Linked DNA regions of Homo sapiens: region 2 is linked to region 1. Evidence: chromatin contacts called from ENCODE Hi-C or POLR2A ChIA-PET data. All regions are on one chromosome and are shown on one strand. Each heading gives the region's core, a stretch centred on a gene start or an enhancer-like site at or near the end of the contact. The rest is flanking DNA. Distances are from core to core; before and after follow the strand shown.

Region 1 (7,466 bases), core at 3,039-5,538:
AAGTCCAGATTTCATACCCCAACAGTCAAGGCCCTCCCTCATTCATCTCTCCTACTACTCTACTCTCTGGCTGTTTCAGACAAACTATTCTTAAGACTCCTTGTGATTTCCTACTTCTTTGTCTCATTTACTCTAGTTCTTGTGACCTTCATAGAGTCTTAAGAATAAAAGGGAGGGAAGATATGTTGAAATCTTGAGAACACCTGTGAGTAGGTCATATGTGGCAGAGCTGGGATGAAAGCTCTTCTATTACTTGTTATTTTTTGTAATTGCTATGTGCCAGGTATTGTGGCCAATCCTGGGTTATGATGGTAAGTGAAACAAAAGTGATCTCTGCTCTTTATACCTTATGGTCTATAGAGACAAATATTAACCACTATATATAGTAAACCAATGTTGCAATTACAAACTTGGATGGGTCCTATCAAGGAAAAGTACTTTGAGGTACTTTAAGAGAAGATAATGGGCAAAGGGAGTACAGCTAATTTATAGTGGTATGTCAGGAAAGGTCTCTTTAAGGAAGTGTTTTTTTTTTTCTTTTTTCATGCTGCCCCATGTGATTAAGAGGAAATGAATTTTAAGCTGAGAACTGACATATGAGAGCATGTAGGTAGGGCAAAGAGTGGAGAAGGGCATTCTAAGCAGAGTGAGCAGTATGCACCAAGGCCCCCAAGTGGAAAGGAATTTGGGGTATTAGATGACCTCAAAGGTCAGTGTGGCCAGAACATATTTTGATTACTGAGGAGTAAGATGAACCTGGAGAGTTAAGGAGGAACCAGATCATATAGAGCCTTTTAGACCATATTGGATTTTGTATTTTATATAAAGTACATTGAAAAGAAAATGGCAATTGAAGGGCTTTTGAAGAGTGACACAGTCCAGTTTGTGTTTTTAAAATATCACTGTGATTAATAATATATCCAAAATTCAGCCACTTCTTATCTCCACAGTCTCCACCCTGGTATAAATCTCATTTGAATTAGCTAGTCTCAGCTTCCACCCTTCCAGCCCTACAGCTATTCTTTTTTTATCTTTTTTCTTAAGAAATTTTTTTAAAAAAATTTATCATGGCCCAGGCACTCACACCAACAGCCTATTCTAGACAGTTACCAGTTTTTTTCCTTTAAAATGTTAGAGCATGTCTCTCCTGCTCCAGATCTTCCCACGGTTTCCCATTTTACTCGGAGTAAATCTCCGAGACATGCTCCCACCTCAGGGCCTTTACACTTGCTGTCTCGTTTGCCTAGGATGCTTTTCTCACAGATACCCATGTAGTTCACTTCCTAACCTCCTTCAGGTCTTTATACAACTGGTGAATCCATACCAGACCCCATCCCTGCCAGTCCTTCCCTACTTTATTTTTCTCTGACTTTCATACTAGAATGTAAATTTCACTGGATAAAGAATTTTGTAAGAGAGTCCTGTACTGATCTATTCTCAGGATGTGTAATGCTGTATATAACAGGCATTCAGTAAGTATTAGTTGAATGAGTAGCTTGGTGGAGTCTAGAGTAGCAGCTGAGAGAACAGTTTAAAGGGTCTGAGTCTAGATGAGAGATGGTGGCTGAGACAAAGATTGTGGAAGATGCAGAGAAGCAGGGGATTCAAGATACATTTTAGAGATAGAATTAACAGGACAGTTCACAATGATAAGATAACTTAAGTTTTTGCCTCACAAGTTTAGCGTTTCTTCTATTAAACCATTATGAAATGTCATTGTTAGCTAGTAATTTAAGTTAGTAATTAGGTTATTCAGAGTCATTGATTTAGCCTGTGTCTAAAACCAAGCAATGTAGATGGCTGCCAAATTCACTAATGGCAGCAGCATGTGGTGAAGGTTAAAGAAGATTTGATAACTCTTTTAGGTATTTAAAATATTTGTATATTTTTAAAAATCAAACTTATGAGACAGTGCATGCAGTAGTGAAATGTATATATATAGCTCATTTGAGGAGTACTCTTAGGGTTGTGGTTCTCAAATAGGGACAGTCTCTTGCCGTACCCTCCCCCACCCCCCAACATTTGGCAATGACTGGAGACATTTTTGATTGTCACAACCTGAAGAATGGTGCTCATGGCATCTAGTGATTAGAGGCCAGTTATGCTGCTAAACATCCTGCAATGCACAAAGTCAGTCTCCTCCCCTCTCTGCAAAGAATTATCTGGTCCAAAATGTCAGTAGTACTTAGGTTGAGAAACCCTACCTTAGGTATTAAAACTCAAGCTTCAATTTATGTCAATGCTAAGCCTGCAGCTACACTGTTAAATCCACAGACCTGTATACTTCTACAACTTGTTGTGTATACAAGGTGTGATTAGAATGGTTGCACTTTTAAACAAATATAACTGACACACTTGCATGCTTATGCACAGAAATCCAGTTGAAAGCTCCACCTTCACAATAGTTCTCTTGGGAAGAGTTTGCATTTATATGATTCTGCCATTTTTTTAAATTTATTTTAAGTTTCAGGATACATGTGCAGGACCTGCAGGTTTGTTACATAGATGAACACATGCCATAGGTTCTGCCTTTTTTATAGTTGCCTTTGAAACCTGGAGCATACCCTTTAAATCTCCTTAATGGTACCAAATTATCTTCCGAAGGTGGATTTGGAAATATCCAGTGCTTTCTGAATGCATTGTGATGGGTGTAATCAGGTTGGGTAGTAATTCTATTGTAAGGTGAAATTGAGATATGGCTATAAAATAATAATTGGTGGTTTAAAAGTAGTGCTTTTACAAAATCTTTTCATCGGTAATTAAGTGTGTCATAATCTCAATTTGAAGAGGTATGTGCAGATGTTCTAGAATTATTAAAACAAAATCAGTATCAGAATGTCAAATATTTAAAAGATTGTTGTCTGGGATCAAGGGAAACAGCCACTGTCACATAATATTGGGAAGGTACTTTGGCACAATTTGGTAATACTATTAATTTTTTTTTTTTTTTTTTTTGAGATGGAGTCTCGCTCTGTTGCCAGGCTGGGGTGCAGTAGCATGATCTTGGCTCACTGCAATCTCCACCTGCTGGGTTCAAGCGGTTCTTCTGCCTCAGCCTCCCAAGTAGCTGGGATTACAGGCACGTGCCACCACACCCAGCTAATGTTTGTATTTTTAGTAGAGATGGGGTTATATCGTGTTGGCCAGGATGGTCTTGATCTCCTGACCTCATGATCTGCCTGTCTTGGTCTCCCAAAGTACTGGGATTACCGGCGTGAGACACCGCAAAATGTTCATATTATTTCACTTAGGAATTCTGTCTCTAGCCATTTGTTTACAGACATTTTTACACCAGTAAGGAAAGATATGAAAAGTGCTGTTTCTTGGAGGTTTGTTTGTAAAGTGGAAAAATTAGAAACAACCCAATACCTGTATTAATAGTATTAGTATTGTGATCAGTATTATTGATCACAAATCATTAGTATATCCTTGAAGTAAAATACTATACACCACCAAAAAATGAAGGTATAATGTGTACTGATATAAAAAGAGCTATCAAATATATTAAATGGGGTGGGGGGAAGGAAGCTGTAAAAAGGAAAAAAAAAACCCACAAAAGTAGTAGGTATGGCATGTGATACCAAACTATATATGCAAGACATGCATAGAAGAGAGACCTGGAGGAATAAATACTAAATGTAATGGGAATAGGATAGTTTCCTATATTTCAGACTTGTTTGATTGTATTGTAATGTTTTACAATCAGGAAAAAAAAACTAAAACCGTGAGACAGTGATCTTACTTATAACTAGCTCTTTTAAGATTTTGAAGCAGTCCTTTGTATTAGTACATAGCTACCGATCTTTCTGCAGTTCTGTTTTTATATTAATAAATACCTAAAATTGGCCAGAGATTCCTAGGGCATTGTTCTTCATCTGAAGTTATTTACTGCTTTAAAACATTTTAAAATTCTTCATTGTGAAAGTATCACAGTTACTGTGTCTTTTTTTTTTTTTTTTTTTTTTTTTGAGATGGAGTGTTTGTTGCTCTGTTGCCCAGGCTGGAGTGCAGTGGTGCGATCTTGACTCACTGCAAGCTCCGCCTCCCAGGTTCATGCCATTCTCCTGCTTCAGCCTCCCTAGTAGCTGGGACTACAGGTGCCTGCCACCAGGCCTGGCTAATTTTTGGTATTTTTAGTAGAGATGGGTTTTACTGTGTTAGCCAGGATGGTCTTGATCTCCTGACCTCATGATCTGCCTGCCTCGAGCCTCCCAAAGTGCTGGGATTACAGGTGTGAGCCACCGTGCCCGGCCTACTGTGTCTTTTTTAAAATCTTGGGCTTTGAAATACCAGTGTGGTAAACTGCTAATCTGTGTTTACCCTGCAGGTGGCGCTGGTGGTTTTGTGGTGTTCTTCAGCGTGACTCAAGTAAAATTCCCTTCAGCTGGGAAATCACTTAGATATTGGTTCTGCTTGTAGAATGTTATCTTTCATGTAATCTGTTGAATATCAGACATTTTCTTACTATTATTTCAAGAAATACATGTAGCAGGAAAAAATCTACTAACAAATTATTAGGATATAATTATATTTTATACCTTATTTATCTACTTTATTATTCATTACAATTTCTGGGAAAATTAAATTTATTTCAGCAGTTCATTACTTTCCAACTCCCTTAAAATTCCAAAACTTCATCAAAAAACTGGCAGTAGAACTAATTTTTTCAAATTAATTCTCTTTGAAGTCTTTCATTTTCCTTTCTGTTTGTGTGTCTGACTCCCCCTTTCTTTCTCTCAGTCTGTCAAGTTCAAGAGCAGCTCAGATGCCATGAATTAAGTGGAGCACAAAAGGGGGAAAGGAGACCCTTTTGAAGAACAAAGGCCTCCCATTAGGCTGCCATGTTCTTTTTTGACCAAAAGTGCACCCTACATGGTTTCTATTGTTGTCCACATGCCCTGCACATAAGGTAAATACAGCAGATCCTCATTACCTCACGTTTTCCTCCTCTTCCTCCTATGCCACACACAACCAGTGAAGCTTTGGGTCTTTGATGTCTTTAGGCATTCTTATACAGTTGCTTTATCTCCTTTTAAAAACCTACAGGGGTAGAAGTGGAAGTGGAGAGCAATGCACACCGAGTAGTAAAACCTCACAAGAAGGGAAAATGAGCTGTTAGAGAAGCTGCAACCCAGGAATCCAGGGCAAGTGGAAAGATCCAGAGATTTTACTGTTGTTGTTCTCTATTCTCTGTCTTTTAATCCTATAGCTTAAAAATCCTGTATTTTTAAAGTAATAACTTTGATTTACATTCACTATAGTTTTTCCTCCCTTTGTCCGTGTAACAAGACAGGCAGGTGGGAATAAATTTAATTGCTGAGAGCAGTTCATGTAATGATCAGAAATTCTTGCTAATCTGCTCCTACTTATTGGATGTTGGCTCTTTGGTGTCATGGAGATGGCTTTACTGTAGGTTTGTTGTGTTGCATTACTTTTCATTGGGATTGAACTGAGAAATAACAAACAAGCTTTAAGTGGGAAATTAAAAAAAAGAAGTAACCTATGTAGATCCAAACTTAAAATGTGAGAAATTATTGAAATTTCATTTTCTACAAACTTGAAATTAGCCTGCTAATTGTAAAGTTGTTTTAATAATGCTGACAAATGTCAGTTACGTTTGCAAAGGAGTGTATGGTTCTAGGTATTTGCCTACTGTTAACCGTTGAGAAAAACATTGTCAGGTTAGCAAGTCTATTGAAATAGAGACCTCCTTAGTTTACAGCAAAGAATAAATAGCTGATGACTGGAGATTGGGACTAAGGTTTTATTTATTTATATTCTTTGAAAGAAATCGGACAGTTAATAAGTGGTTTGTGGTAGAGTTGAAGGATGTCTGAGAGATGGAAAGAGAGTGACAAAGGAGGAGAAGGAATAGTATTTCTTTTTTAGTATTGTTTTGAAATTAAAACTCTGTTATTTTAATATGGTAAAGAGCAAGAGTTGGGTTGGGCGCGGTGACTCACGCCTATAATCCCAGCACTTTGGGAGGCCGTGGTGGGCAGATCACCTGAGATTAGGAGTTTGAGACCAGCCTGGCCAACATGGCGAAACCTTGTCTCTACTAAAAATACAAAAATTAGCCAGGTGTGGTGGCACATGCCTATAAATCCCAGCTATTTGGGAGGCTGAGACAGGAGAAGCACTTGAACCTGGGTGACAGAGGTTGCAGTGAGCCGAGATCCCGCCACTGCACTCCAACCTGGACAACAGTGTGAGTCTCTGTCTCAAAAAAAAAAAAAAAAGAGTAAGAGTCGAACTTAGGACAACGTATGTTTTCTTTTTTTTCTGACGTTGAGCTAATGGTGGGCAATTTGTGACTTAACATTTAGTGACCACCTTGAACTCTCCCTGAGTTTGTGGGTCTGCCCTTTTAGGATTATAGAGGTGATTCAGTGGTGTTAAAAACAACATTAAAGGGATTAAAGAAGTAATTCCTTTGTAGGAACAGTAGTAACATTTTATTTTGAAAATTTCATGAGGAAATTTTTAGTATTCCTATTTTTTTCCCCATATGTTCTTCAAATAAATATACATAGCACATTCAACATTTTTGGTCCTAAGAATTTCTTATATTAAAATCTGACTAGCATAGCTGAAGTTAAAAAAAAAAGGCCTGTTAACTACTTGAGGAAATGTTTTGACTCTTTATGGACCCTGAATATTGCTTTTCAGGAAGTATTCCTTGTTTTGTTTTTTTGGGTACAGCAGTCTGCAAGAAGCCTTTGGTTTATGTACTTGGCAGCAAAATAAAAGGCAAAGAGCTTCTTGCTGTGTGTTATGTAGGAAATTACCATTCCTGTTGTCTGTGTAGGATGTTCTAAAGATGTAGCCAGGAATCTCAGAGGAGAGAGAGAAGAGACAGAGAGAGAGAGACAGACAGAGAGTCAGACTTGTAGTTCTAATATTTTCTTGCTTTTGCCTCTGCCTCTGGTCATACATTGGATTGTTTTTCTGCTTTTGTTCCTTGGGGTGGCATCTGTCTTCAGGAGAAATCACTCCATAGTCAAACACAGATTGCTGAACTGTGGCATTTTTGCTGTTACTGTTATCCTGAATTTACTGGGAACAGTTTTAATATGGGTGCATTTAAACACTTGTTTGTGGATAGGGAGAGATGGAGAGTGAAATTTCATTCTCTGTTGAATGCTCCGTCTCCTGCCCAGCACATTTCTGCCCCTTCCACATGGTTTTTCACTAACTCCTGAATGTTTCTCTATGCTAATCTGAAAGCTCTACAGCAGAGACTACACATTTATACAGTTCCCCACATACAGGGTCACTTTATGAAATGAATTATTTCTTGACATTTTTCAGGTTTGTGATTGTACCTTTCCAAGCCAGTGTTAACACATTTCAAATATTGTGAAAAGTTGAATTTATGCTAGCATTGTTTTAATTATTTAAATAACTTAACATTTTAGAACCTTGTGGCTTTAGATTTAAAGAGGTATCAAGTCCTTAAAACA
Region 2 (7,466 bases), core at 2,799-5,298, 220 kb after region 1:
GCCTCAAGCAGTCTTCCCCACTCGGCCCCCAAAGGGCTGGGATTGCAAGCATGAGCCACTGTGTGCCAGCCCCACAATACTACTTTCTAGCTGTGTTCCCCTGAGGAACTCATTCAAACTCAGTTTCTCCAGCTATCACATGGAAATAACAATTGTTACCCCAAAAGGTTTGTTAAAGGCACAAATGAGATGATAATATGAGCACTCTATTGTAAAGTGGAAATCAGGATACAGCTATAAGAGATGATGATCATACATTCTAAGAAAATTTTGAAGATAATTTTACTGCTAAGATGTGTTAAAGAAAAATAATTCAATGATACCTGTTAAAGCACAGTAAGGCAGACTTCATTCAAAACTGTCATGATAGGTAGAAGGATGATTGCAATGGGGTCTTGCAGTGGGACAGAAAGATTGGGCTCAACTCCAAGTACAGCAAGTGGGCATTTATGCCAAGGAGCAGAGTAGGGGGTCAATGGATAGAAAATTCCCAAAAAGAGTGAGAGGGATTCTGGCTAAACCAACCTAACAGGACTCTAGCTGAACACAGGCCAGGGGGATCAGACCTCACCTGGGGGATGGAGTGGGATGAGGACCCTGATCAGACACTGAGGGGAACCGGATATTGAAGGTTGATGGTTGTGCTCAACTAACTGGGCAGAGTTCTTTGCTAAACCTGGATTTTGCAAGAAAGTACACAGATGGGCCTAGGAGAAAGTTTGGAAGCCTGATTAAGTTTTTGTCAAGCAGGGAATCTTTAGCAGTTGACATAATGACAATATTGAGAGATTTTTGAAAAATATTCTCTCTGATGGAGCCCAACAAGTATTTCCCTTTCTGCATGTGCGTGCGTGTTTTTATGTCACGTACGTGAGTATGTTCTTGTAGCTCAGACAGCTCCGAATAAAAACCCAGGGAAGCGAGGGTGTGCTGAGCCCAGGGAGGGCCTGCCAGGAGGGTTTTCTGAAGGATGGCTGTGGGCCGGGCCTCTTCTGAGAGGGCTGAGGGCAGCTGCTTCCCTTGCCGTTTGATTCATTAGTCCACACCTCGTGGAGAGGTAACTTGAAAGGCAGCGCCGAGAAGCACGTAATGGATTTGTGAGGTTTTAACACCGGACAGCAGACAAAAGACTAATAAAAATCCGGGGCAGGAATTTCCCAAGAGGGAAGTGTCACAGTGGAATAAAAATGAAAGAGATAAAGGAGAGTTCCTAGAAGGATCCAACCCCCCTTCCCCACCCCAAACTCTGCTTATAGGTTCTTATATGATAATTTAAACTATATATGATATTAAATTAGCACTCCAATAGCAAAAATAAAAGTGTTCCCACATCACCTTCTTTGAAAATATTTATTTAAATAGGATGAAATGTTATTGAGGGCTTTTGTGTCTAGAAACAGGGTTAATTAAAGATTTCCTGCCTGCTTTGTGGGTAGGTGACACTCTCATTGAGATAGCAGCAATGCCCTATTTAGTGGTCTCTCAGCTTTCTTTCTATTCATCTGGTTTGGTAGTGGAATTCCATGGGAAGTTTGACCCTATTCAGTGATGAGAGAAGCAAAATACTGTTGTTCACCTAGAGGCTGTTTGCTCAGAAAAACAGGGTGTCAGAGACATGGGACGCAAACCCAGAGTGACATAGCGCAGGGACTTGGCTCACTTTTCTGAGATCTGTAAAATGTGATGTGACTGGCTCTCAGAAAGGAGGCTGAAGGGTTCCTGCCCGATTGGTTTTCAAAGGGCAAGAGCCCCGCTGCTGAGGAGCTGCGGCTTTGTTAGACAAAAGCCCAGGGCAGCCCCCTCCTGGGCTCAGCGTTTTCCCCACCTCCCCCTTTCTCACAGGCGGTTTCCCTGAAATGAAAGAACTGTGATGCATTTGCGCCTTCAAAAGCAGTTTTTAAAATGCATTAAACCCAAGATTGAATACCACCCAGTTCGGCCTCTGACCTGTGCCCGCGCCGAGGTTTCTGGGCAGCCAGGCCCAGGGAGGAAGCTGGCCTTTTGGCCCCAGGAGGCAGAGCCAGTTTAGCTGCCTGTGCCCCCCCACCACCCCACCCCTTTTTTTGACCTTCTGGCCCAAATAGGGAACTGTGGAGCGCTCATCTTTGTGTCCTTGCTAGTACACAGCCTCCCTGTGAAAGCAAGCAATGTCCCCAAGCAAATCCATATATCCGGGACCTACGGCGGCGGAAAGATCGGGTGCATTTGGAAGGCACGGGGCCTGGCCTCACATTTCCAAAAGCAGTATTCCAGACTCTGCCTGCAAAGCTTCTCCACCTTCCCCGTCATCTGACCTCATCTTTCTTAATTTTTCTTCTCTCATTCTTTCTATCTTCCCCTCTCTATCTCTTTCTTCCTTTAGAAATTATATTTGAGGCCGGGCGCGGTGGCTCACGCCTGTAAGCCCAGCACTTTGGGAGGCCGAGTTGGGTGGATCACGAGGTCAGGAGTTTGAGACCATCCTGGCCAACATGGTGAAACCCCATCTCTACTAAAAATACAAAAATTAGCTGGGCTTGGTGGCGCACGCCTGTAGTCCCAGCTACTCCGGAGGCTGAGGCAGGAGAATCCCTTGAACCTGCGAGGCGGAGGTTGCAGCGAGCCGAGATCGCGCCACTGCACTCCAGCCTGGGCAACAAGAGCGAGTCTCCGTCTCAAAAAAGAAAAAAAAATTATTTTTGAAGGTCGGGTACAGTGACTCACGCCTGTAATCCCAGCCCTTTGGGAGGCTGAGACGGGCAGATCACTTGAGGTCAGGAATTCGAGACCAGCCTTCGTCTCTACTAAAAATACAAAAATTAGCCTGGTGGGGTGGTGGGTGCCTATAATTCCAGCTACTCAGGACGCTGAAGCAGGAGAATCGTTTGAACATGGGCAGGAGAACTGTTTGAACATGGGAGGCCGAGATTGCAGTGAGCTGAGATCACACCACTACATTCCAGTCTGGGTTGACAGAGCAAGACTCTGTCTCAAAATAATAATAAATAATAATAATAATAATAAATAAAAAGAAATTATCTTTGAAAGAACTCATATAAGCAGGCTAAAATTAATTTGTTAATTTGTCACATTTAAAATAGTCTATTTTATTCTATATTTACAATTTTTGAAATCCTAGTTTTGGCACGTCTTGCCTCTTAAAAAATTTATATCACCCTTTACTCGTTGGAATGGCTACTTGTTTAAAAAACAGAAAATCACAAGTGTTGGTGAGGATGTGGAGAAGGAATGCCGTGCACTGTGGGCGGAAAGGTAAAATGGTACAGCTGTTGTGGAAAACGGTTTGGTGGTTCCTCAGAAAGTTAAAAATAGAACTACTGGCCGGGCGCAGTGGCTCATGCCTGTAATCCCAGCACTTTGGGAGGCCAAGGCGAGTGGATCACCTGAGGTCGGGAGTTCGAGACCAGCCTGACCAACATGGAGAAACCCTGTCTCTACTAAAAATACAAAATTAGCCGGACATGGTGGCCCATGCCTGTAATCCCAGCTACTCGGGAGGCTGAGGCAAGAGAATTGCTTGAAGCCAGGAAGGGAGGTTGCAGTGAGCCAAGATCATGCCATTGCACTCCAGCCTGGGCAACAAGAGCGAAACTCCATCTCAAAAAAAAAAAAAATAGAACTATCATATGGTCTAGCAATTCTACTTCTGGTTCTATACCCAAAAGAATTGAAAGCAGGGTCTTTAAGAGATATTTGTGCACCCATGTTTATAGCAGCACTGTTCACAATCACTAAAAGGTGGACGCAACCAAGCACTCATTGACAGATGGATGGATGAGCAAAATGCGGCAGATGCATACAGTGGAATATTATTTGGCCTTGAAAAGGAAGGAAATTCAGACACATGCTACCACATGGATGAAAGTTGAGGGCATTAGGCTAAGTGAAATAAGCCAGACACAGAAAGACAAATATGGTATGATTTCACTTATATGAGTTACTTAAAGTAGTTAAAATCATAGAGACAAAAAGTAGAATAGTGGTTGTCAGGGGCTGGGAGGAGGCGGGAATGGGGAGTTATGGTTTCATGGGTACAGAGTTTCAGTTTCGCAAAATGAAAAGAATTCTAGAGACGGATGGTGGTGATGGTTGCGCAACAATATGAATGTACTTGACATCACTCAACTGTGCGCTTAAACATGGCTAAGAGGGTAAATTTTATGTTATGTGTATTTTACCAGGCAAAAAAACAAACAAACAAAAAACCTGGAGGAAAAATTAGCAGCCTGTGCTATGAAAATTGCCTCAGGTGTAAGACAGTCTTGTCAGTATTGGAGCGTGCTCACAGTTGACATGTGTGAAGGACCAGGAGAGCCGGAAGAGGTCAGCAGGCTCAGGGGGTGCTGTTAGCCTGTTTCACCGACAGAAAGGCTTAACCCCTGCGGCGCCAACTAGACCAGGAGACCTTGCCTCTCTATTATTCTCCCACTGGCTGTTGCTTATTTTTGTTAGTCCAATATTTTCCACTGCTCTCAGAGACAAAGGTAGGCAACAGTTTGCAAAATTTAGACGCTTATGTGTGCACAAAGGAAAAAAAGAAGAAAGAAAGAAAACAACAGTCTGGTGAGCTTCTGTGAAGCTTCTTAACTAGCAGGGAGGGGAATTTTCCTTTCTGGTCACGTAGGCTGCTGTCTTCGGCTTCGATTCGTAAGCCACCTCCCAAGCCCCCATTAGCCCCAGGTAGGGGACATCCCATCCCCCTAAACCTCCTTCTTGAACTGACAGTTCACCCCTAGAAGGAGGTGGGAAACCACTCAGATCCATCTCAAAGGGATGCCTACCAGGGTAGGTGTGTGGGAGGAAGGCTGAGCCCATGCTGTGTTCAGGGGCCCCCCCAGAAGGTGTCAGCCTGGAGGAACATGCCCCACAGTTATAAAAGGCATCATTCCAGGAGCTATCATGGCGTCTGCTAGGGGCAGAGAGGAAGGGGAGGCAGGAAAGGGGCTGAGTATTTTGGGGCTGTATGCTTATTGTTCTACTTTTCTGTTGAAGTTATTGCAGTTGCTGCCCTCAAATTTTTCCTGCCTTTCTCCACCCCCAATTTTGCCCTATTTTCCCTAATTTTTCTCCTTTTTTTTTTTTTTTTTTTTTTTGAGATGGAGTGTCACTCTGTCGCCCAGGCTGGAGTGCAGTGGTGCGATCTCGGCTCACTGCAACTGCCACCTCCTGGGTTCAAGCTATTCTCCTGCCTCAGCCTCCTGAGTAGTTGGGATTACAGGTGTCCACCACTATGCCCAGCTAAGTTTTGCATTTTTAGTAGAGACAGGGCTTCACCATATTACCCAGGCTGGTCTCGAACTCCTGACTTCAGGCAATCCGCCAGCCTCGGCCTCCCAAAGTGCTAGGATTACAGGTGTGAGCCACCGCACCTGGCCAGTTTTTCTCCTTTTGTCCCATCTTCCTTTTTCCTTCTCCATCTGTTCCTTTCTGCTTCTCAGAATAAGCATCTCTATCCTTAGCTTCAAATCATAAACAACTTAGAAACAGTTACTTAGCTGAGTACTGTCTCTGTGCCAGGCCCTGTGCTGAGGGCTGACATTCATTGTATCTTTGGGTCCTCACAACAGCCATATGAGATAGGTGCTATTGTGCCCATTTTATAGTTGGGGATACTGAGGCTTAGGAAAGATAAAGTAACTTGTCCAAGATCACACAGCTGGAATGTGGCAGAGCTAGGATTTGAACCTTGACAGTCTGGCTAGAAGGGACCTTACTGATCATCTCTGTCCAAATCCTCCATAATGTACAGAAGAAAACAGGACCAGAGGCATCAAGTGACGTGTCCGAGGCCCCACAGCTAGTTAGGGGCAGTGCTGAGAACAAGAAGCTGGCCTCCTAATTCTGAGATTCTTCTTGTTTAAGAAGCATTTTCCATAGGTGGGCATCTGCTAGGCTTCTTTATCTAGAATTATTAATTCCAGGAAGCATGTGCCCTGGTCAGGCACAGAATCAGCAAAAACCCCACTGGAGACCCAAAATACCCTATATGCTCTCACCATTGCAGAATCTGTTGTGTCTGCAGGTGCAGCCTCCGGGACCCAGGACTTTCTTCTCAGGGCTCTGCTGAGTTGGGTGGGGGAGGCTGGAGGCTGCAAAATGATGACAGAGCTTGGGGCTATGATCTGGACTGGGTACCCAGAGCTAATAGGAGAAGAGGACAAGCAGGGGGACAGAACTGAGTCAGGAGACACTTTAGACGATGGAGGGTTGGGGGATGGAGGTGGCTAGTGAATAAAACACTTCTGAAGGGTCTTTGCTGCCTGTGTTGATGGCCATGATCAATTCGGATCCCCAGGGCCAGTTCAGCAAAACCTCTGTCAACAAATAGAGGATTTGTTTAATCTTTTCTGAAAGAGTCCGATGTTATCTAAGTGAGGACTGGCCAGGTAATTGGAACGTTCTAGAGACTGTTGGGTTGACTTGGATTTGGGGTCAATAAACATAGCGGCTCCACTACACTAGTGTGAGGAGGACCTCGGGAGAAATCGCATAGCTCCCTGGGCTGCAGTTTTCCCATCTGTGATATGGGGATAATGTCCTCACCCTGTCGACCTCATGGGGCTGCTGTGAGGGTCAGATGAGAAAATGGGTGGGGAGGTAATAATTAGTGAACAGCACCATTCAAAGCTACAGTGGTCTTATTGCTGTGTTTTCCTAATTGTATTTTGCACTGTGGCTTTACACAGCCCATGTCTCTGGATTGTTAAAAGGATCAAAAAAGATCATGAGTAGTGCATTCCTCGGCATTTTGTATCTCCTATAATTCCTGGATACAGATAAATGTTTATTAAAGAATGTGAAGGTCTCATCAAAAACCAAGCATGAGAGGCAAGACAATTATTACCTCAGATCACATACGCCTTGGATTTCAGAGCTGGAAAGAGGGTTAGAGACCTATTCCAGGACTTTACTCTACAGCAAAGCAGTCCGGGTTCCAGAGAGCCCAGGTGACTTGCCTTGGCTGGGCTGGACTCTGTTCTCTCCCCACCTGGACCTTGTGTCCGAGGAGCAGTGTTGGACCCTCAATTCAGACAAAGTGGGAAGGCAGATCCCAAGGAGGGGAGGGCTGGTGGCCCAGGTGGCTGCCTGGAAGATACCATCACTTCTCATGCTGTCTTAGGTGAACTTTCAAAGTCCAGCGTAAGAAAAAGTTTCCAGCAACAGCATTGTGGTTAGTATTGCAGGCTTTGGAGTGAGACAGTCCTGGGTTTAAATCTTGGCTGTCTACCTAGTATCTATGTGGTCTACGATATGTTACATAACCTCTCTAAGCCTCAGTTTCTTCAACTGTAAAATGAGGATATCCTGAGGTTGTTACCTTACAGTTTGCTGAGAGGAATAAATGCAATAATGGACGGGTGTGCTCACCCCAGAGCTTGGGACTGGGTAAATACTCATAAATGACAGAGGTGGGAGTAGTTGTTACAGTAACCTACCAGAGGGAAGAAGAGTGTGCTCCCGTTTAA

Evidence for each region. Hi-C counts contacts between places; a loop is a spot of excess contacts on that map. ChIA-PET counts read pairs that join two places held with the same protein, here RNA polymerase II (POLR2A). Pooled maps may share reads with other maps.
Region 2: a pooled map shows a loop between it and region 1 (3-fold over the local background). The contact joins two enhancer-like sites. A Hi-C loop is called at or near these places in 7 of 50 pooled maps. POLR2A ChIA-PET finds 5 or more read pairs at or near these places in 5 of 52 experiments (OCI-LY7, activated B cell, activated CD4-positive, alpha-beta T cell and 2 more).

The regions. Positions count from the first base shown.
Region 1 is chr1:167,263,688-167,271,153 of GRCh38, forward strand. The region is part of intron 1 of POU2F1 (POU class 2 homeobox 1); the gene reads left to right. LOC124900412 (a long non-coding RNA gene) reads left to right here. Exons shown (of 2, transcript XR_007066718.1): 2 at 1-7,466. Among named protein-coding and RNA genes, the nearest start is that of POU2F1, 47 kb to the left of the region's middle. RefSeq lists an enhancer at 602-691. Within about 2 kb of position 4,289, at least 2 of the 41 ENCODE cell types and tissues checked have a DNase peak (open chromatin) inside an H3K27ac peak, as active enhancers do.
Region 2 is chr1:167,487,968-167,495,433 of GRCh38, forward strand. All of the region lies in intron 1 of CD247 (CD247 molecule), which reads right to left. Among named protein-coding and RNA genes, the nearest start is that of CD247, 27 kb to the right of the region's middle. Within about 2 kb of position 4,049, at least 4 of the 41 ENCODE cell types and tissues checked have a DNase peak (open chromatin) inside an H3K27ac peak, as active enhancers do.